2 separate regions of the Homo sapiens genome follow, and region 1 is linked to region 2. A link is a loop called in an ENCODE intact Hi-C map of the cell type or tissue named here. Cell type or tissue: chondrocyte. All regions are shown on one strand. Links, peaks and the distances in the headings refer to the core of each region. The heading gives the core; the rest is flanking DNA. Region 1 has its middle 13 kb from the start of CCL23. Region 2 holds the start of CCL16 (C-C motif chemokine ligand 16).

Region 1 (11,592 bases), core at 2,232-10,231, 48 kb after region 2:
AACATTTCTGAAAGGGATAGCATTTGATGCAGGTCTCAGAAATAGGACAGAGACTGTATACTGCTTCAAAAGGCAGGGAAGGGAGGAAGAAGATCCTAGTCAGCTGTAACTGCCAATAAGGATAGTAAATAGTTGCAATGAGATATGGGCTACTTACTGTTTTATGTTTTACAATTATTATATAATTAAATCTTAACTACAATCTTGTGAAATAGGCACAGTCATTAGCTCTTTTTCCAGATGAGGCTATGGAGACATACAGCAATAGAGTAATTTGCTAATATTTGCTATATGCCCACATGGGTAGTAAAGGGCAAAGCTGGCATTTGAACCAAGGTCTCTCTAATACTAGACCTCACTATTTAAGACAAAGGCATGGACATGATCAAATTGAGGCACATTTTGGATGTGTCTATAGTATACAAATAATGTACACATAAGCATGATCATTAATGTTTTTAAATTGGACTTTTTTATTTTGAGGTAATTGTAGATTCACATGCAATTGTAAGAAATAATACAGAGAGATCCTGGGTAGTGTACTCTTTACACAGTGTAAAAGTTGACCATACAATTGGGTCATTCTTGTCATACCCAACTAAAACAGAGTTGAGATGCCAGGGGGAGAAAACACTGAGGGCATATAACATTGGTCTAGGCCGGGCACAGTGGCCCACGCCTGTAATCCCAGCACTTTGGGAGGCCAAGGAGGGTGGATCACGAGGTCAGGAATTTCAGACCAGCCCAATAGACATGGTGAAACCCCGTCTCTACTAAAAATACAAAAATTAGCTGGGCATGGTGGCGGGTACCTGTAATCCCAGCTACTCAGGAGGCTGAGGCAGGAGAACTGCTTGAATCTGGGAGGCGGAGGTTGCAGTGAGCCGAGATCACGCCACTGCACTCCAGCCTGAGCGACAGAGCGAGACTGTCTCAAAAAAAAAAAAACAAAAACAAAAACAAAAAACCAACACTGGTCTAATAATGTAATTCTCTGCATGCAAGCCTGTCTGGGACATATAACATTGCTCCAAGAATGTAGTCCTCTGCAAGCCTGGCTGCTGAAGTTTCAGCCTGTGCTATCCTGAAACCCATTTTATCTAATAGTTACTGAAACAACCTGCTGTGGTTCTAAGACTAGTCTTACCCACTGCTATCACTCACCAATCACAACTTGCCAGTTTCCTAAAACTTTACTAGTGCCAATGAACTTTCTTGCAAAACAATATGTAACTTTTCTCTTTTTAATAAAACCTCTAGCTTACTCTTTGGTCTTTGGACATACTAAAGACTACCCAGACAGTATGTATGTCTTGAATTGTAATTCTTGCGTCCCAAATAAGACATTTTAAATTTAGAGATTCATCTCTATATTTTGTTTGACTTTGACACCAGTTTCTCCCAAAAGTGACATGTTGCAAAACGATAGTACAATATAGTAGAGGATATTGACATTGATATCATCAATATACAGAAAAGTTCCTTCACCACAAGGCTCCCTCATGTAACCCTTGTATAGCTACACTTATCTCCCTCCCACCCATCCCACCCCTTCCTCAATTCTTGGCAACCACGAATCTGTTCTCCATGTTTATAATCTTGTCATTTTATGAATGTTATGTAAATGGAATCATATGGTATGTCACCTCTTGGGATTGGCTTTATTCACTCAGCTGAATTCTCTGGAGATTCATTCAGGTTGTTGCATGTGCCAATAGTTCATTCTTTTTATTGCTGAATAGTATTCCATGATATGGTTGAACCACAGTTTGTTTAATCATTTATCCACTGAAGGACATCTGGGTGTTTCCAGTTTTGGGCTATTATAAATAATGCTGCAATAAACATTCATGTACTGCTTTGTTTATGTGAATGTAAGTCTTCATTCTCCAGGATAAATGCTCAAGGGTACGATTAACATTTAGCATGGCTATCAATACTTTAAGACAAGTTCTGTGATCAAGTATTTTCTTTTTAAGTAAAGTAGGGGGCATGTGTTTGTTTTTTTCAGCACCTTCCTTTCTTCTGGAAAGATGCCCTCTTCTTGGAGGAACTGCCCATGTAGCTATTAGGTTCTGTGAGGCTCTTGCCCATCACGGTACCTCCTCCTTTGCAATAGATGTGCACCTACCTCCCCAGTCAGACAACTGGGGTCCTTCCCAGGGATTTTTCAGATTTTAATGACAGAAAAGCAGCAGCTCCTTCAGGAAGTGGAGGTCCTGTGGTCTGCCTTCAGAAGAGCAATGCCATTGATACCAGGATCCTGTGGAACTGCATGCCCTGGGGCTGGTTTTCCCTGAGCTGTACGCCTGCCATCCACTCTGAATTTATGAGCTAATAAACTATTTCTGGTTTTGCTCGAGGAAATTTTGAGAGAGCTTTCTGTCACATAAGACTCAAAGTATAAAGAATCTTTCATTCCCCACTCCTGGGCTCTTTCTGGCTTCGTGCTCATGGTTCTGACTCTCCTCTCCTTCAGTTCTGAGGTCCCAACTGTCAGGGCCCAAAGAAACCGCTCAAGTTCTTGCTGTGTCCAGCACAATTTTCATGGAACAGCCCTTGGTGTTTTCTCCAAGGCTCTGATACCAAATCTACACTGAGACCTGGAGCCTATGGCTTCCTTGGGCCCCCAGAGGGCTGGGAGTCATAATTTGGCACAATGAGTGAGAGCTGAGAGAAAGTGGGCCTGGGATTAAATCCTGGGCAGAGAAATTCCCAAGGGCTGGCAGAGGTGAGGGGATGGGGTAGGAGCCTTGGGCTCTGCTCCTGCTGCATCCTGAACTGGGATACCTCAACTGCAGTGTGGCGACTGTGCTGTGAGCTCTAGATCACGGCTGGCATCATGGGCGTGTGACCTGTGCAATTACACAGGTCCTTGCTCTTGGTTTCAGGCTCTGCTGCCGTTGTTGTTTAGGAGTTAGTAGTTTTTTAACAAGGGGCCTAACACTTTCATTTTTCACTGGGTCTTGTGTAGTCATGGCTTCAGGCACTGTGGAGTTGTCACTAATGTACTGCACCCTTTGGATGATGAAGATGAGGCACAAGAGGCTGAGGAGTTGAGACTCTGTACAAGTTCCTACCTTCCCCATGGAATCCTGGAGACTTCTGGCTTTGGGCAAGTCTCCTTTCCGAGGGGTTGCTCCCTATTCCCCAGGACCCTATACACACCTGAGCCAGTGTCCTCCACGGTGATTCATGCGATCCTTTCAGGCAGTTCCCTCTTTCTTCTTCTTTGTCCCAGACTTGGCCCCTCTCTACCCACTGGGACCACCTCCTCCATCTCTTTGAAGGCTCAGCCCAGGCCAAAAGGTGCTCAGCTTCTCTCTGTGTCTGCACACCTGATAGGTGTCCAGAAGTCTTCCTCTCCCTTGGGAAGTACCCAGCCTTCCTCCTCTTTTCAGGCCCTGCTAGCTTTTTTCACCCCTGAGGTCAGCAGTTGGAACCCAAGTTCCCCAAGGTCAGTGGTTGGAGCCCAAGTTTGCCTGACTCTAAAGCCTGTGATTGTCTTATTATATCTTGCTCTTCTTGTTACAACAGTGATTATTTTAACAATCATTATCATTTATTAAGTGCTTACTATGGGCAGGTCAGGACCAGATGGTGGTAAATGAGGCACTAGCCTTGCGCTTGTGTTGAAAACCCAAGGGGACACCAAAAAGTTCAGTAGTAAAAATAAGTAATATTTTAGTGAACTATTTAAAAAATCAAAATTACTACTGAAAAAATCACAATGAACAAAACACAAAAACACTTAAATAAAGACAGGATCGGTAACAGTGCTGTGCCGAGCCATATTGGAACTTGAGGAAAAAGGTAAAATCAATGGGAGCTTCCTGTTAGAATATCCACCCATCCATCTGTCCATTCATCAATATGTCCATCCATCTATCCATACATCTGTCCATCCATCCATCCATCTCCCATCCATCCATCCATCCATCTGTCCCTCTGTCCATCTGTTCATCCACCCATCCACCTCTCATCCATCCATCTGTCCATCCATCCATCCATCCATCCATCCATCCATCCGTCCATCCATTTAATATAAATTTACTGAGCATCTACCACGTGCTGGGCATTCTGCTCAGCACCAAGAGTATCACACAAAGAGCCAAAAAGATTATGTTCCTTTCCTCCTGGAGACAAAATTAAATAATCACACAAATAAACATGTACTTATACACTGTGATAAGCAACACCATGGAAAAGAATATATTGGGGGCCCAGAGAATGCCTCTCTGAGAAAGTAGCATTTAAGCTGAGAATTATAAAATGAGCAATGTTTGCTAAGTTGACAAGTGAGGAAAAGGGAGACAAAGGTAAGGGAAGTAGTTTGTGCAAAAGTCTTGAGGCAGGAGGTACTAGCACATATCAGGGACTGGTTGGTATTAGTTGAGAGCAACTAGAAAAATCATGGGTCCTGCCTTGAGTTTTATACAAGGGCAGAGGAAGAACCAGCCCTCAAAATTAAAGACACAACGGGAGACCAAAATGAAAGCTGCTATATAGTTTCCCCCCAAAGTTGTCCTCGTTCAAGCTATCAGTGACACATACGCAGGGGCTGTTGATTTATGCCTATCATGAGGCATCTGCCTCTCTTCCTGGGAGTGTGAGACTCATGCCAAAAGCTTAGCGGTGGTCTGCAGTGGCCTCATCTAGGGCTGCTCCTGGGAATGCACTGGAAAGAGAAGCCCCCTTCGAGGCTTCTCTGGGTTCATTTCCTTTAAATCCAAAGCCCTTCTTTGGGTTCATTTCCTTTAAAGCATGGCCAGGTCAGCTTCAGGCTATAAGATATGATGAAGTTTCTCTTCAAATAGCCTAATCAATCCTTTATTCTTTAATAGTACCTCCCCACCCCTTTTTCCTTTTTGTCTTTTTTTCTTCCTTTCTGCCTTTGTTACATGCCCAGACACGCCACAATACCAGGTGTTAGCAGTACCAGCTCACATTCCTTTCCTTATTAAAAAAAAAAAGACTAACTCTCTAGCTCATTACAGACACCCCTTCCCCTTTCCCCTCTCTCTCTTACATGCCCACCTTATCTGAAACAAAAAAGTTCAAATATTTAGCCAAACAGAATTAGTTTAAAGCGTACAACCCAATCCTGGCCAATGAAAAAAAAAAATACAAAAGCAAGACTTGCGTCAGAAATAAAGGCTTTCATGCCCCTTTATTCAAGTGTGCTCCCATGGCGACTGGCCAAGGAGAAACACCCCTCTGCGCAAAAGTAAAATTGCTTTGCTAAAAATCCTTTGTTTAAGTGTTCAATTTCCTTAGAATTTTAAATATTATTCCCAAAAAGGCCTTAGCATCATCTTAAGCAGTCACAAACAGACCTGTCAAATTCCTACCAACCTTTTCTTTCCTCTTCTTTTCTTTGCCCTGACATTTCCTGTATTTGGGCCTCTGAAGATTCAAAGAATAGAGTCCCTAACTTACCCAGCCCATCCCTGCCTTGAGTTGGTCTTTGACCCTTTAATAACTGCGCCCTTCCATTTAAAAGTAAAATATTTCCTTGTTAAGAAGACATGTGGTTGGATTATTGCTTCTGCTTTTCACAAAGCCATAGAGTAAAAGCCAAGCCTCAGGATCTGGAGAGGAGGGATGAGGTTGAATTTTATGATCTATACTTCTCTCTTGGCAGCCAGGCAGGATTTGAGGGAGCAGGACCCTGTTAGAGATGAGGCAACCCAGGGAGCTGGAAAGAATATGGTGACTGCCTGGACACATGGAAAGGAATACTGCATAGGCTCTGCCACTGGGTTAACTGTAGTTGGGATTGAAATTTACAAAATAGCCCTGAGTGTCTGCCATACCAGGCAATGAGGGACAGAGGACAAGTGAGCAGCATCCCTCTGCCCCCTGCACTCATGCGTCCATCAATAAGTTGGTTCTTTCTAAAGAATATCTGCAATCTGTTGCCTCCTCTCCATTCTCAGTGCCCCTGCCTTAGTTCAGTCTTTTACCTGGACTATTGCAATGGTCTCCTAATTGGTCCCCCTGCTTCCCTTCTTGCTCCCCTCAAACCCGTTCTCTGTCCTGAAGCCAGAGTACTCTTTCTAAAACCCAAATCAGGCCATGCCCATCTACTGACAACCTTTGGCTTACAAGGCTCTGACAGGTCTACTGTTCTCGCTGAACTTCCAGTCCCACTGGCCTTCTTTTCATTAGGCAAACACAATCACCCCAGGGCCTTTGCCTTTTCTGGTTTCTCTGCCTGGATGCTTTCCTACCTCTGGCTTGTTTTATGGCTGAATCTTCCTCATCTTGTAGGGCTCAGATTAATTGTCACCTTCTTAGAGAGGCCTCCTCTGACCTTTCCTAAAGAACCCACACACCATAGCCTGTTTTAGGTCTTTCAAAGCATTGGTTACCATTGGAAATTACTTTGTATACTTGTTCGCTTGAGGATCATTTCCCCCTTTCCCATTCCACCCCCTAGAATGTAAGCTCCTGAGGGCTGGGATGGTACATGTCTAGGTTACCCCAGTATCTGGCACTGGGAGCAGTGCCCAATAAATGTGGAATGAGGGTGTCACAGGCTGTGGTGTGTCAGAGGAGGTGGAGATGGGCCACTTTGGTCTGGGAGGATCGGAGAAGATGTAGCATTTGACAGAAATCTTGAAAAGCAGACAGAGAAAGCAGGAGAGAGAAAGCAGAAGAGAAAGTGGAGTTTGCAAACTCCATGGATAGAAAGAACCATGAGAGACAAATGCCTAGAAGTAAGAAATCCATATTTGGGTTTGCGGTTTGGCCATACAATCTAACTTTCAAGGAGCAGATCTATATCTAATATGCTGCATATTATTTCAAGGCCACCCAAAGTCCATATATAGGGGCCCTAGTCCCCACCTCATGGGTCCTTCTAAGCTTTTTGCTTCACGTGCCAACTCCCTCCTCTCCAGCCTGACTTGCTGGAGTCCAGTGATCCAGCTGGGTCCAATACAGCTTTCTTCCAATATCCTTCTTTACTTTCTCCAAAGCTCAAGTAACATGTTCACAAGTCAATGTCTAATATTGCTACCAACAGCTCACTGGGTCCCTGAGCCTCCACATACCCCAAAGAGGGTGTCAGAGCCAAGCTTCAGAATAGAATGGAATTCAGCACAGTGGAGGAGATCAGGAAAAAACTGTCATTGGGGATTAATCTCAGGGCAGGACAGCTACCATGCAGTGGCGGGGGCTGTGGGATTAGCGGTTGGCCATGACTAGATCCTTTCTCTCCATGCTCAGAGTGTTTCAGCTCATCCAATTAACCCTGAACTAATGTTTACCTCAAACCCAAGCAGGCGAGACATTTACTTGTGTCTAAATTATGAGTCAAGGGGTAGAAGGATCAAAAATGGAGGAATGCAAAAGCTGAGGAGGGATCATCCCATCTTTCTTCCATTCTCTGGTAAATTTGGGGGCTTTTGTCTCCTTCCCGAAGGATGAGCTCCAACCAGGGTCAGAGCAAGACCTGAGTGGTCCTAGGCTCTAAAAAGGTTATTCTGTGTTTCAGCATGTAATTTCAAATACCCAATACTAACTGAAAAGTAATGATAAGACTGTATAAGGGACTTTTGATTTTTTTAAATAATAGCCACTTTGATCACTGTGTACATGCATGAAGTTGCAAATATTGTATTCTTTCAAAAGCATTATTTGTTGATTTCCTAAGCACCTGCCGGTTGCCTATTGGGCAATGCAGCACTGATTCCATTCACTTGGACTCCCAAGTCCACCCCACCCCACTTCTAGCAGCCTCCTTTCAGCCTTCTCCTTCCCTTCCCCACCATGCTGCTCCATTTACTGGGAACTGCTTCCACCTGGAAGACTCCAGCCCAGGCCAGAAAGCCCCCAGGCTGGCCCTCTACTGCCTCTCCCTGTGTCTGCAACACCTGGCAGGTGCTCTGACGGTTGGTGCTTCTCTCAACAGTCTCCATCCCACTGAGTCTGATTAATGGAGTGAGACTCACAGGGTGGTGGGTTTGGGACACACTTCATGAATTAGACAGATAATAATGTATCACATACTTGCATGGGATCCTCCAGGTGATGTAGCAGCACTTACTGATGTTGTCATTCATATCTGGAAAGAAGCAGGTGGAAGTAGGGCTAAGCCATGCTCTAGGAGACTCAGACATGCTACTCCGTGCACCAAGAATGGGAGGCAATGCCTTTCACTCAGACAAGAAACACACCTAAAGCCAAAATACTAAATTACCTACAGCCACTGGAATCTGCCATTTCTCTTGTGTAAGTTGTTCATCATCATTGAATAATAAACCCACTCACACTTTATCCCTACCAGGAACCTCACTCTCGCTTGACCAAATCCACTATCCTTTTTTTTGTGTAGGAGAAAAAATAAGGATCTTTATTTGTGAAGGAGTTAAGAATATGCCGCCCAAAATTCACTGTTCTGGCATATTTTAAATTAAAGGCATGTAAAAAAAGAACCCAGCAGGTGCAAGAAGATCCTTCTTTATTTTGACCTTTATTGTCTTTATCAAAGGCAGGAAATGAAATGCCCATGTGAAAGATGTCCTCCTTATACCGAAAGAAAAATAATATTCTTATTAAGGATGGGAAGCTGAAGCCGAGAGAAGTCTACACAAACAAACCTTATCACCTTAGTCATTTCTGTACCCAATTAATCACCCAGCGCAGCCCCTTTGCCTTATCACATTTCACAACTTCCTATTTTTTGTCCAATTCAGTGTATAAGTAACTGACCCTAACTGCTTCTTTGAGTTTCTGTTCCTTATGAGGGATCTTGTGTCATGTAAAACTTGTATTAACTAAATTTGTGTACTTTTCTCCTATTAATCTATCATATGTCAATTTAATTCTTGAGTCCAGGTGGGATCTTAAGAAAATGGAGATGGATTTTTGCCTCTCCTAAGTTTGGTAGGTGCTTTCTATATAATGTGTTATTTAATTCTCCCCTAAACTCTAAGAGGTTGATGTTCTTGTTCCATTAGGAACATAAACTTGGCAAGCCTTGGTAAGGTTAAGGAACTTGTTGGCGTTAACCCATTGTTAAGTGGCTGAGACCTGAAACCGGGATGTCAATTCCAAGTCCCAAGACTTAACTTCTTCACCAACATTACTAACTCGTTTGGCTGCAAGTGTCATTTACCCTCTGAATGAGTTTCCACACCTGTGAAGAGGAGATTGATGCTTTCTCTCTGGCAGGGTAGTTGTGAGATTAGAAATAATGTATGTAAAGCACAAACCTGGCATGACTACCATTTTTATTAAGCATTTATTCTGTGCCAGGTGGTGTTCTATGAGCTTAAATGTATGTATTAATTAATTTAACCATCACAACAAACTTGCATTGTAGATGTTATTATCATCTCCATTTTATAGAGAAGCAAACCAAGGCATAGAGAAATTAGGTAACCTGTGAAAGCCACATGGGAGAATAAGTGATAGCTATTATTTTCAAAATTGTGATTTCCCATGCATCAAGCCCTTTCTTTGTCCTTCCTTGAGAGCCTCTCTCCTTAATTTAAGCTACCAGGGAAGGAGCAGCCCAAGAACTAGCCCATTCTGGCTCTTGCTTTTTTCACGGGAGGTTTTACTTTGCTTTTTTTTTTTTTTTTTTTTTTTTTTTAGGTAGGGCCTTGTTCTGTCATTCAGGCTGGAGTGCAGTGGCACAATTATGGCTCACTCCAGCCTAGACCACCTGGGCTCAAGCAATCCTCCCACCTCAGCCTCCTGAGTAGCTGAGACTACAGGAGTGCACCAGTATGTCTGGCTAATTTTTAAAATTTTGTAGTAGAGATGAGGTGTTACTATGTTTCCCAGGCTGGTTGTGAACTCCTAGGCTCGAGTGATCCTCCTGCCTCGGCCTCCCAAAGTGCTGGGATTACAGGCATAAGCCACCACGCCCAGACCTGTTCCACCTTGATTATTCTGTTTCTAGCCCAGTCTCAGGGCACCCTCATGAATCTCACATAGAGTTAATGTTTAGAAATTACCCGATATTGAATTACAACTTTATGACTCCAAATATTGATTTTGAAGATAATAAAACTGTTTAAGTTACAATAATGATGAGGAAATAATTTTTTCAGGTCATAAAGAATCTTTTGTTTTTATGGTAACTTTTTATTTTAAAATAACTTTACACTGACATAGAAATTGCAGAAATAGTACATAAAGTTTCTGTGCAATCTTGACTCAGCTTCCCCCAATGGGAAGCTTATAAAACTTCATATACAACCGTATAAAAAATGCATTATGATCATCAAAACTAGAAAATTGACAGTTCTACAATATCATTATCATTATTATTTTTTGAGACAGAGTCTTGCTCTGTCACCCAGGCTGGAGTGCAGTGGCACCATCTTGGCTCACTGCAACCTCCGTCTCCTGGGTTCAAGTGATTCTTCTGCTTCAGCCTCCTGAGTAGCTGGGATTACAGGTGCTCACCGCCATGCTTGGCTAATTTTTGTATTTTTAGTAGATATGGGGTTTCTCCATGTTGACCAGGCTGGTCTTGAACCCCTGACCTCAAGTGATCCGCCTGCCTCAGCCTCCCAAAGTGCTGGGATTACAGGCATGAGCCACTGCGCCCAACCAGCCATCGTGCCCGGCCTCTACAATATTATCAACAAAACAGATCTTATTAAAATTTTACCAATTTTTACATGCAGTCATTTTTCGTTGGTGTATAGTTGAATCATATGATCCCTTGGGTGTCTATGCCAACTTCTGGCCTCCCACATCTAAGTTACTGAATCATCTGCCTCCCATGTTTTGGTAAATAACATTCACCCTCCTCCCAGAGCTGCGGTCTTGCTTGACTGGCCCCACTTCCCCTATTCAAAGGAGAAAGGCTGGAGTTGCAGAAGGAGGCATGGGGAGAATTATGGCTTTATTTTTTATTAGACTATTCTTATTTTAGTAAAGTTGTTTTTGCACACTGGCTCATGCAGCAGTGTATATAGTTATGTGCCACATAATGATGTTTTTATCAATGACAGACTACATATATGACACTTAACAACATGCATATGTTCTGAGAAATGCTTTGTTAGGCAATTTCATCATTATACAGACATCATGTACTTACACAAACCTAGATGGTGTAGCCTACTACACATCTTATTATAAGATTATAATACCATAATTTGTTCAGCAGCAATACATTAAACAAAAATTATGCTACCTTATTTTTACTGTACCTTTTCTATGTTTAGGTATGTTTAGGTACACAAATACTCACCACTGTGTTACAACTGCCTACAGTATTCTGTACAGTAGCATGCTGCACAGGTTTGTAGCCTAGGAGCAATTGCTGTACCATATAGGTGTGTGGCAGGCTCCACCATCTAGGTTTGTGTAAGTATGTGATGTCTGTACAATGAAATTGTCTAATGAAGCATTTCTCAAAACCTATGCCCATCGTTAAGCAACATACGACTGTATCTGTTTCCTGAATTTAATTGTTTCCCCGGCTGATTCCAGAGTATTTTCTATTGACCATTGACTATGAGGCCCTCTGTCTACACCCTTCCCCAGATGTTCATTGCTTCCAGAGAAGGAAATGGGGTTGGTCCAGCTTGATTCGGCCTAACTGCACCATGCTGACTTGCA
Region 2 (11,377 bases), core at 1-8,000:
ACAGCTTGGGTTGGAATTTTGACTTGATTTGAATTTTGACTTGAATCATGGGCAAATTTCTTAATCTCCCTAGGTTTCAGTTTCCTCATCTATTAAGTGGGGGTAAATGATACTTACTTGTATCCTAGGATCATGGTTAGAATTCGGTGAGAAAATGATTGGAAAGCCCTTAACTCAGAGCCTGGCACACAGAAAGGCTCAATCAGTGCTTATTATAATTAAGAGCCAATGGTAGTAATGACTGCTCTTCTTGCCTTGGAAATGGCGCTTCCCCCCATCTCTTTGATGTATGCAGGATACTGGACTTGATTGGTTATTGTCACTGTGTTTCCTTTGAGCTGTCCTGACTACCCATCAATTGGGGATACTACACAAGAGGTCAGTCCAGAGATCTCTCCCAGCCCCCAAACCTTCAGAGTGCAAATCTTTTTGTAGCTTGACCCCTTTGCCTCCAGTGAGTGGCAAAGCTTGGGACATCTTGAGAGCACCATCTTGCTGATCCATGCTTTGGGTGGGCCATTTTCTCTTTCTTGAAGCCTGAACCCACTGCACTGGCCTGATTGACTCTCCCAAAGAGCACTGTTCCCCCCTCCCACACAGTCCCTCTGTAAGTGATGCTCATATCACTGGTTCTCAAAGCAAAGTTTACAAAGACCAGGGTCATCCTGAGAGTATGTGGGCAGATTACATGGTGCACTTGACCCTTGCTCCTTTGTGTTTACACAGGCAGAGTCAGGCCAGACTACATGCCAGGGTGACCTTAAGAGAGAAAAGAGGCCAGGCATGGTGGCTCATACCTGTAATCCTAGCACTTTGGGAGGCCGAGGTGGGCAGATCACGAGGTCAGGAGTTTGAGACCAGCCTGACCAACATGGTGAAACCCCGTCTCTACTAAAAATACAAAAATTAGCTGGGCGTGGTGGTGTGTGCCTGTGATCCCAGCTACTCAGGAGGCTGAGGCAGGAGAATCACTTGAACTCGGGAGGCGGAGGTTGTGGTGAGCCGAGATCGCGACACTGCGCTCCAACCTGGGCAACAAGAGCGAAACTCCATCACAAACAAAACAAAACAAAACAAAACACAACAAGCAAACAAACAAAAAAACAAAAGCGAAAAGAATGGCTGGGGCAGCCTAGGGCAGGTACACGTCTTTGTCCTCCCCACCCCCGTCACCAGGTCCTCGTAAACAATGATAGAGGGAGGAGATACGGAGGGGCAAAACAAACCCCCTCCTCCATAGGCCCCAATTCTCCCTTTCCCCACAGCTCCAAAACCTTTCAACCCCTTTCCTCTTTTCTGCAGATTTTATTTAGTCATAGGCTGGGGGATGGAGAAGGGGACCATAGATTCCCAAGCAGCCATTCCACTGGGACTCATTTTGGTTGTCTGATAGTCCCAGCAACCTGTGCCAGCCATGTTGAGGAAGGGCTCTCTCGGTTCAGACTCCCAATTCCTGGACTTAGACCCACATGATTGTTTGAACCTTCCTTCCTCTCGCCACTCATTCTTCCAGGGCACCTGCCACTTTTCTTTCTCATCCGCGTGCCTCCCCCTCCCTTTCATTGCATGCACTTCTTGTTGCATTTTCTGCTGCTTTCTTGGCCTCTCCTCCTGAATGATCATTCCTGCTCACCACGCTTGGGACTCCTGAGGAAATGGTGACCCAGTTTCCTGGAACTACTTACCCCAGAAAGATCCGGACCAACCCCAGCTCTACTTACAAAGGGGAGAATTGGAGGTCAGAAGCTATGCATGAAGGTGGGGAGAGCCCACAGGGTCTTATGAGGCCAGAGACCCGACAGCGCCCTTGGCACTACCTCCCTGCCAGCTGCTCCATCCCCCTTTCTCGTTCCTGCCCTACAGAGACAAGTGGACTCACTTGGCTGGCTGCGAGAAGCCGAAGTAATGATAAGGATGAGGACAAGGAGAGACAGGGCAGCCTCGGAGACCTTCATCCTCTCAGCGAGGCAGTACAGCTTCAGGGAGAGCCGAATGAAGATGTTGTCTGTTGCTGGTGGTCCGCTTGCCAACTACTCAGCTCTCTGGACCTTGACCGCATCAGAGCCGGTAGAGGAGGAGAAACAACAGGCCTCAGTGTTTGCTGAAACAGAGGGCAGCAGAGGATGGGACTTGGTGCAGAGCTGAATTCAGTAGAATCTGAATTCACGTGAAGAAATGGGCGAATGTGTGTCAGCTACCTTACATGCCCTATCTTATATAATCCTTAAAATAGTGAATAGCGATTATTACTTCCCTGGGACTACTGAGGCCTAGAGGCTAAATAAATTGTCCAAGGTCACCTGGGTGGATAGGCGGATGAAAAACCAGATCTGTTTGATTTCACCATGTTACCTGCCACCATCTGTATGTTGGGGAAGGGCAGGCAGGGTTGAACCACCCCAGCTTCCCCCAGGTGATCAGTCTTGGGGAGATGAGCACAAAGCAGGATTACAGAGCCCAGACTGAGGCAAAGGTAGGGCTTAGTTGCCTCTGAGAAGGAAATGCCCTCTCCCAGTCCAAGGCCACATGATTGAGCTCACACTCTTTCCTGTCACAGTGTATGCTAATACTCCAAAAAAAAAAAAAAACAATGTGCCTGATCCTTGGGTCCCCATTTGTTGCTGGACCGTTTGACTTATTTGTCAATGTTTTTATTTATCTCTTTGGACCTCGGACTTTGGACTGATTTTTAGGTGTAGCCAGCTCGCTGATCCCTCCTGGGTGCCCCCATGGCCAACCATGACCAGCAGGGGACCCTCCAACTCTGTGCACCTGACAACCTGCGTCTGTGCTCCAGGACTCCAGCTTCTGCCCCTCTGGCCTGGGCTCTGGCTGGACCTGTCCCACAGCTTCCTCTCTCTTCAGGTGCCTCAGGACCCTTTTCCATGTTGAAAGCTGCATTTAGAGAAGAGATCAAAGATATAAGGGATTTTGCTGTTGATGGACAGCAAGCTTTAGAGGCATAGGTGATGTGTTTCAGGTGTTGAGGGCAGTGGGAGGCAGGGGCAGAAACAGGGACTGTGCAGATCCTTATGGGGCTTTCTGCTTGGCATGACTGCTCATAGATAGGTAAACCGTATAATGCAGTTACTCCTGGTGGGTTCAAGGCTTCACCTGGTGGTGAAGCTGTGGCTTTTTGTGAGGGCAGGGAGGGTACGTATGTGGGGCATCCTCTTGACCTCTGTTTATGGAGGTGACAAGGCCTGAGAAGCCTGGTTGTGACTTTGGCATGCAGGCCCCCATATGGCCCTTAATGTGGCCCACAAGCCCTTCCTTATCTGTGGAAGGCTGGAGGCCAGGAAAGGGTGGTCATAATCCCTACTCTGGGCAAGCTCTTATTCCAAGTACACAGAGCTCCTCCTTGGGCCCTGAAGATAGGTTTGAGAGCTTATTCTTGGAGCATAGTCCTCCTCTTGATTTCTGTCTTATTCCATCTGTCCCTCTATCCCTCCCTCCCTCTTTCTCTCCATCCATCCATCCATCCCTCCCTCCCTTCCTCCCTCCCTTCCTCCCTTCCTCCCTCCCTTCATCCCTCCCTGCTTCCCTCCCTCCATCCATTCCTCCTTCCCTTCATCCTTCCATCCACACATTCTTCCCTTCCTTCATCCATCCATCCATCCATCCATTTCCTGAACACCTGGTATGGGCTAGGCTTTCTGCTAAGCCTTCTAGGGGATAAAAAAGTTAGTAAAACAATATAGTATAATCTGATGTGTGTAAGCGAAGGGGAGGGGTTGGATAAAATGTCTTCATGCATCATTCCTATTCCAGACAGCAGTGAAGAAAGGCCTTGAAAACAGCACAGAAAAAAGGACTATGGAGTTTGACTGCTATAGAGAGCCCTTTATGAAGTGTTACCTAAAAAATCAAATGATGATTTGTAGCTTTTACACTTGTCATGAAGCTTAAATAAGATAATGCATACAGACTGCCTAGCAGAGTGCTTGGAGTATAGAAAGCATTAAGAAAACGGGGTCTGCTACTGTTGTTGCTGAGGAGGAGACGGTCTTTACACTGCTTTTCTTTCTCACTTTCTGCTTCTCACTACCTGCATTGCAGGCCTGACCTATTTTTTGTACCAGGCTCCAGCAAAACTTCTGCAGAGCGAGGCTTGATGCCGAGGGTGCCACACCCTGGTGTCCTCAGTGCATGGCCAATGAGTAAATCCCGTAGAAAGGAATGAGGCCAGGGAAGAGCATGAGTGGTCTTTAATTCAAAGCAGGGAAGCTCCAAGAGGGTGACTGGGGCTGAGAGTTAGCGGTGGGTGGAGGAGGGGGCCTTGGCATCTTCTCTTTATGTCTCTGAGCTGTGCCTTCGCCACCCCTTCTGGGTCACTCAGTTCTCCTTCATGTCCTTGATATAGTCCTGGACCCACTTGTCACTGGGGTTGGTACAGACGGAATGGCCCCTTTTGGTGATGAAGCTGTGGAGCAAGAGGGAGAAGGATCACAAACCGAGGGGCCCAGTGGCCGGAAGAGACAGCCCATCTTCCCTCCCTCCTAAATTCCCCACCTGACCTATACTGCTTTTCCTTTCTTCCACAGAGGCAGCTTAGAGCCAGTCTCCTCTCTGAGACATACTCTTCGGTTCCTAGGACCCCTAGACCCATCTAGTCTCTGTGTCCCCCTGAGGAAGTGCCCTCTTGCCTTCTTCTCCCTTCTCTGTCATCTCCCCATCCATGGGGTCAGTTTCCCCATGGCTCCTGCAGGCTCCAGCCAGAAAGCGCTCAGATTGCCCCTCAGCTGCCTCTCCCCATGTAGTCACACCTGGGAGGTACGCTGGGGGTCCCCATTCCACCACCACTCCCTGCTTCCCTCCAGGAGGCCCTGCTGGCTCCCTCTCCCCCCAGTGTGATGTGTGTGTACCACCTACACAATTCCGGGCTTGGAGCACTGGCTGTTGGTCTCATAGTAATCCATAATCCGCTGACGCGGGATCTTGTAGGTAGTGTAGGTGAAGCAGCACTCTGAGGGGTGGTAAGGTCCCCCTGAGGAGAGAGCATCAGATGCTGAGGAGGGGCCCCTTGTTAAAGGCCATACCATTGGCTGCTCCTGCAAGCTGAGGGCATGGAGGAGGGAAGGAAGGAGGAGACAGCCCCTCAGAACTTGGAGGGGAGAGTAGGCTTTCCTCATCTTCTCTTCTCCTTCTCCATGGTACTCCTGGGCTCTTCTTTTTCTCCTCCCTCATCATCAATCACCCTTCCTCCTTTTCTTCAACCCCTCTTGGAAAGACTGGTGGATGACTTTCAACTCCAGGATTGAAGAGCAGCACACTCAGATCTTCTTACACCATCTCTGGGGGCCGACTGGCAGAGAAGGCTAGGGACTTGGCCAATATCATGCAGCCTTCATGCCTTATTCGGGAAAGGTGCTCCAAATAGGAGGAATATTTGGAAGAAATCCCAATAGGGATTTGGAGACATGCCATTTGGGAATGCAAACCCAGCCCCTCCTAGTGCTCCACCCTGCCCATGTCCCCATTGAACCGACAACCTGCAGAGAGAGCAGGATGCCCACAGCAAGCCCCAAGGACAAAGGCCACAGAGTCAGGGCACCCAAATCCTAACCTAACCTTGCCTGTGCTTCCTGTGTACTGTGGCCATTTTACTTTCCCCCTGTTCCCTCCTCTGTAAATGAGGCCCTTGGACTGCATCAGTGGTTTTTACACTGAGCTCCCTGGAGCTCTGGGGGCCTCAGGGACTATTGTGGAGGCCTTGCTGCATTTGAGAGTGGTGTCTTGTACCCTACTCAACCCATTTTTTCTGTTTTACATATTGGGCCTCTGTGGAAGATATTGCTTGAAGAAAAGGTTTTGTGGTCTAAAAAGTTTTAAAAATCACTGGATTGGGTGATTTTTTCATCTATTTTCTGATTGAGAAGTTTCATGGCTTTTATAGGAGAAGCAAGGTGACAGCAGCCACCCCAAGCTTGAATTATAGAGGTAGCAGGAAGGACATTGTAGGCCAAGAGCCCTGTACAAACAGGCACATGTTGTGGTTATGGAGTGGAGAAATCAGGTGTGTGCATGTTATGTGACCCTGCTTCATAGAATCATGGATGTGCATCACAATGGCCTCAGAGGTCACTGAGGGTGGCCAGATGTCTGGGTGGAAGGGTCTCATCCTGTTTTCCAGCTCCATTCCAGGCAGCATCCTCACGATCCAAAGAACGGCATAAGGGGCCCCTGTTTCCTGAGACCCAGTCAGAGCTCCTATACTCTCCCACCTTGTTCCTCTGAGCTGACAAATGACATCGGAGAGGGCAAGTCAAACTGTGCACATACCCACCAACTTTAGCTGTATTTTAACAACCTTCGGTTTCCCCCCAGTTTCTGAAAAGGAGAGTAGGTAAAATGGAAGAGTGATAAATAGTTTTGGTTATCTCTAAAGGCAGCTTATTCTAAGAAATCAGCTGAGAAAAGGGGGCCTAGGATGGACCCCACACTGTCGTGTTTCCCCCCAGCCCATACCCAAGCAATGCTGCACTCACTGGGCACAGGTGACGCTGGAAGCAGGCTGGGCCCAAACCTCAGGAGGCCAATAGAAAAATGCCCTTGAGGGGCTCAAGACACTGCTCCTAATCTCCCTGAGGAAATATACCCCAAATGGGGTGGGCCACTCTTTTGCTTAGCGGCAAAGAGAGAGAAATTGAGGGAGTAGAGAGGCAGGCTGGTCTCACTCCATGTCCTTGAGGGCAAGGGGGGACTGGTCCTGGGGGGCAATGATAAGAGATCAAGGCCATGTGAGGCCTGGAGATTCAGGATCTGTTTATTTGGAGACTAGAGGGCATTTGGGGTAGTGGAATGAAGCCTGGAGTCTCCCAAGTCAAGTCTCATTGGTCAAGGCTGGAAGATCCCAACTTAAACTCTTAAGCAGAACCTACAGTCCTAAGTCTCATCTCCATCCTGCTCACCACACCATGGGGTGAAGTGCTGTGGTGCTCAGTAGATAATTCATTTATATAATGTTGCTATACACACAATTTCAAGAAGATACCAGCCCTCCTTTCTGAGTCCCTGCTCCTGGTCTTCCCCTGAGCCCCAACCTCACTCCTGCTTATTTCCCTGCAGGCTCTAGGTTGGAAGGAAGACAAGGCATTGCACTCACGTGAGGAGGATTCAGTCTTGGTCCCTAGGGCGATGGTGATGAGGAGGAAGAAGGGAATGGCAGCCACGGAGATCTTCATGCTGTGGGAAGCTGTTGTGGGAGGAGAGCTGGCCTGGTGGGAGCTTCAGAGGCTCCTGCGGTGAGGAATTGTTGAGAAATGATCATTGAGGCCAAATATTTTTTAAAATAAGGGAGCTGAGACTTGGAAGGGAAGTAGGAAAGCAGTGATGCCTCAGCAATTTCATATCCTGCACATGTGTTGTTGGTGGCCTGAAGGAAGCAGGGAGAGCCAAGGTTTAAGGGAGGAAATGGTCTTCCATCCCCAGTGGGAAGAAGTTCAACTCTTTTGATAGAAGCCTTTCCCTAGGCATGAACATGAGCACAGGGCTGGGGGCACTGTGTCACACTTAGCAAAAGATCTCAAGGCTGGATGTGTCCTGTATCCAATTCCATCTCAGGCCTTAGAACAGGCCACGTGGGGCCTGGACATTCAGGATCTGTTCATCTAGAGACTAGAGGGTGTTTGGGGTAATGGAATGAGGCCAGGACTCCTCCAAGTCAGGTCTCATTGGTCAAGGGAAATCCTAACTTAAACTCGAAGCAGAACCTGCAGTTCTCTGTCTCATCTCCATTCTGGTCACCACACCATGGAGTGAAGAAGTGCTGTGGTGCTCAGTAGATAATTCACTTATATAATGGTTGCTATACACACAAGCCACTGTCCCAGTTGCCTTATGAATATTAGCCTATTTAATCTTTAGAACAGCAGTTGAGGAAACAGGCTCAGAATCAAAGCCTAAGCTTTTGACAGTTGGTAAATGGAACTGGGGTTCAAATTCAGGTGGTTTGGCTTCCAAGTCTGTGTTCTCACCCATTATGCCATAAAGAAACATGGGACTCCCAACGGAGCTCTGTAAAAGCTTATGGGTTTTCTATAAAGCCTTTAGTCTTAGTCCTTTCTGAAATCAGATAGTGGATCTCTTTGGGACCTTCTCCTGGTTTCTCTGACTTTTGCTGCAAAGAAGCTTGGTGGGAACCCTAGAAAATGTCTAATTCAGGGATAGCTAGTAGGTTTCATTGATTAGTGGTGGACTGGAGCTCTGTGTTGGAAATGATTCTGAGGCCATATCCAGGCACATTGGGAAGATACGCTGTGACCAACGTGCAGTTTCTGTTGCAGTGCAGCTTGCATGCTATGTATCTGCCATTTGATTTGTCTAAACTGGCCATTTACTGAATGGAAGCTGGGAATCAGAAAGGACCAGTGACTTTCTCATGTGCACACAGTGATTTGGATGCAGGACAGATCTCATCTCCGCAGGCTCTCAGCTTAGTGCCCTCACCATGCTGTTCTTGGAGGTACATCCCCCATTCTGCTTGCTGATGTGGTTAGATGGTTATTTAATCTCCTCTCCTCATCTGAATCATCAGGATGGAGAACATCTATTATTTATCTTTGCCCATTCACGCAGAACCTAGTGTATACCAGGTGCTTTATGAATATACATTTTAAAAGAAGGATGAATAAACAAATTGAGCCAGGTCTACATATGTGTATCTTATAGGAAATGGCTGAAATCTCATGGTTAGTTGTGGAGACAGTCATCAATTAAAAATTTTCTATATTTCTTATCATCAATAACAACATTATGTAAACCCTTCAAGTTAAATGATAATAATTGTTATCAGGAACAATCTCAGGAAACAAGTTGTTTATAGGAAAAGTGAGTTGGAAAGAAATAATGCTTACTTCTTGTTTTTGTGGAAACTAGCCAACCTGCCAAGTTGTTTCTAGGAGACTTACAGGAAGTTCCTGTACTTTTCCAGCAAGTATTGAGTTCCTACCTACATTAGTCTGTGTGTGCCAACTGCTATCATAAACAATCCAGCAGACTAATTAAATAAAAGTTTATTTCTTGCTCATGTTACAGTCCAGTGTGGGTCAGTAGTGGGATGATGGTGTGTGTGTTGGGATCCTCCATGTACTCATTCAGGAACCAGGCCTTTTTCTACCTTGGATGCCACCATTTTCAGCACAAGGCCTCCAAGCTTGATACAAAAAGGGAGAAGCAGAGGAGGATTGGGAGATTTTTGTGGATCAGTTCTGAAAATGGTACAAATTACTTTCACCCACATTCCATGGCCAGCATCAAGTAACCTGGCTCCAACATAATGACAAAGGGATGGAAAATATACATCATCTGTATGCTTAGGAAGAAAAAGGAATAGGTTTTGTGACCACATCACTTCTTTGACACAGTATCATATGCCAAGTCCTGGGCTAGGCTTGGAGGGAGGGATTGAAGATGACCCTGATCCCAGAGGTCTCAGAACTCAAAGAGGGACTAAAAAAAGTAAAGGAGAATTGCAATACAACCAGATGAATGAAATTTGATGGCAACATAATTAGAGACCTTAAATGTCCTCCTGTTGCCCCCTGTTGAGTATGAAGAGCCTATTTTAAAAATATTTAAAATGTTTTTCAAAGCAACACATACATATATTGGTTTAAAAAACTGAATAGTACAGGAAGGATCTGTAGGACATAAACCTTCTGAGTTCATGCTTGCCTGAAGAAGTCATTATTTAGCCTTCATACTTGATTGATATTTTTGTTGGGTATAGAATTCTACAATGGAATATAAGAATATGTTTCTTCTGAAACTCATTTGTGGTGATCTGGTGTTTCCCCTCTCTAGAAAATTTTAGGGTTTATTCTTTAATCTTGTTTTCTTACTTTTTGGCACAAATAGATGTTCCAGACTCATCTTGTACTTTCCTTGGCCCAGCTCTGGAATTAGCCATTTCTTCCATGAGTCTCAGTTTCTTTTACTGAAAAATGATTTTGAGAAACCAAAATCTGAGTGCTTGGTGTGTTCATTGCTATGGGAATGGCATCACTTTTAGATCTGAGCTTTTAGTGGCTAGAACCTGGAAATATATGTAAGCATATGTGTATAAGTATGTATTTAAATTTATGTCTATTTCAAGTATATCTATTTCATATATTATTAGCAATTTGTTTTTGTTTTTGTTTTTGTTTTTGAGATGGAGTCTCACTCTGTCACCCAGGAGTGAGGTGGTGCATTCTCAGCTCACTGAAACCTCTACCTCCGGGGTTCAAGTGATCTTCCTGCCTCACCCTCTGGAGTAGCTGGGACTGCAGGTACAGGTCACCTTGCCCAGGTAATTTTTGTATTTTTAGAGATGGGGTTTCACCATGTTGGCCAGGCTGGTCTTGAACTTCTGACCTCAGGTGATCCACCCGCCTTGGCCTCCCAAAGTGCTGGGATTACAGGCGTGAGCCACTGCGCTCGTCCTATTATTAGCAATTTCTATGTCCTCTTTCTAGCTATATGAAAAAACAAAAGTTTATACCACTATGTCCAATTCCAAGTAAACACCACAGAGTTATTTCAGTCTTTCCTGTTTCTATGTTTCCCTCCCTCCTCTAACAATGGGGACTCCTGCTCCCATTAACCTCAATGTATGTACTTATTTGCTGAGTTCCCTGTATGTAACAAATCTCCTGGCCACACTGGCTGTATTCTGGCCTCTGGTCCCACTGGCCTCAACCATGTGCATCATCTTCTCTGCCCTGGCCCTGGTTGAGCCCTCAGTTGAGGGGATGAGTTATATTACTTTTAAATCTTGTCTCTGGTTCTAAAAAGAATAAAAATATGAATGTTTCTATTTCCTATTTTATGTCTTGATGATTTCTGTGAAGCTCTGTTTAGATTTTTTTTTTTTCTTTGAGACGGAGTTTTGCTTTGTTGCCCAGACTGGAGTACAGTGGTATGATCTCAGCTCACCGCAACCTCCACCTTCCACGTTCAAGTGATTCTTCTGCCTCAGCCTCCCGAGTAGCTGGGATTACAGGCGCCTGCCACCACACCTGGCTAATTTTTGTATTTTAGTAGAGACGGGGTTTCACCCTGTTGGCCAGGCTGGTCTTGAACTCCTGGCTTCCCAAACTGCTGGGATTACAGGCATGAGCCACTGTGCCCAGCCCTCTATTTAGATTTTTAAGATGACTTTTATGCACTTTTTTTTCTAGCTATTTTGTACAATTTCCAATTTTTTTTTTTTTTTTTTTGAGACAGGGTCTCACTCTGTCACTGTCACTCCAGGCTGGAGTACAGTGGTGCGATCTTGCCTCACTGCAGCCTTGACCTCTCGGGCTCAAGTGATCCTTCCACCTCAGCCTTCCAAGTAACTGGGACTACAAGTGCGCACCATCACACCTGGCTTATTTTTGTATTTTTAGTAGAG

The links. Hi-C counts contacts between places; a loop is a spot of excess contacts. Peaks named below come from ENCODE experiments on the same cell type or tissue, not always from the same donor. Only the 100,000 strongest peaks of a DNase experiment are listed, where the experiment ranks them.
Region 1: it touches region 2 in a loop (6-fold over the local background); 2 of 110 quality-filtered maps call a loop at or near these places.

The regions. Positions count from the first base shown.
Region 1 is chr17:36,025,669-36,037,260 of GRCh38, forward strand. No RefSeq gene overlaps it. Among named protein-coding and RNA genes, the nearest start is that of CCL23, 13 kb to the left of the region's middle. In chondrocyte, for the core only: no CTCF peak of the experiment used is centred there; no DNase peak of the experiment used is centred there.
Region 2 is chr17:35,979,466-35,990,842 of GRCh38, forward strand. It overlaps CCL16 (C-C motif chemokine ligand 16), which reads right to left and starts at 2,032. Exons shown (of 3, transcript NM_004590.4): 1 at 1,880-2,032. The coding sequence starts at 1,955. CCL14 (C-C motif chemokine ligand 14) reads right to left here and starts at 7,264. Exons shown (of 3, transcript NM_032963.4): 1 at 7,106-7,264; 2 at 4,873-4,987; 3 at 3,823-4,423. The coding sequence starts at 7,184. The coding sequence ends at 4,336. CCL15-CCL14 (CCL15-CCL14 readthrough (NMD candidate)) reads right to left here. Exons shown (of 7, transcript NR_027922.3): 5 at 7,106-7,239; 6 at 4,873-4,987; 7 at 4,191-4,423. RefSeq lists an enhancer at 2,547-2,842 and a silencer at 2,547-2,842. In chondrocyte, for the core only: no CTCF peak of the experiment used is centred there; a DNase peak (open chromatin) is centred at 4,821.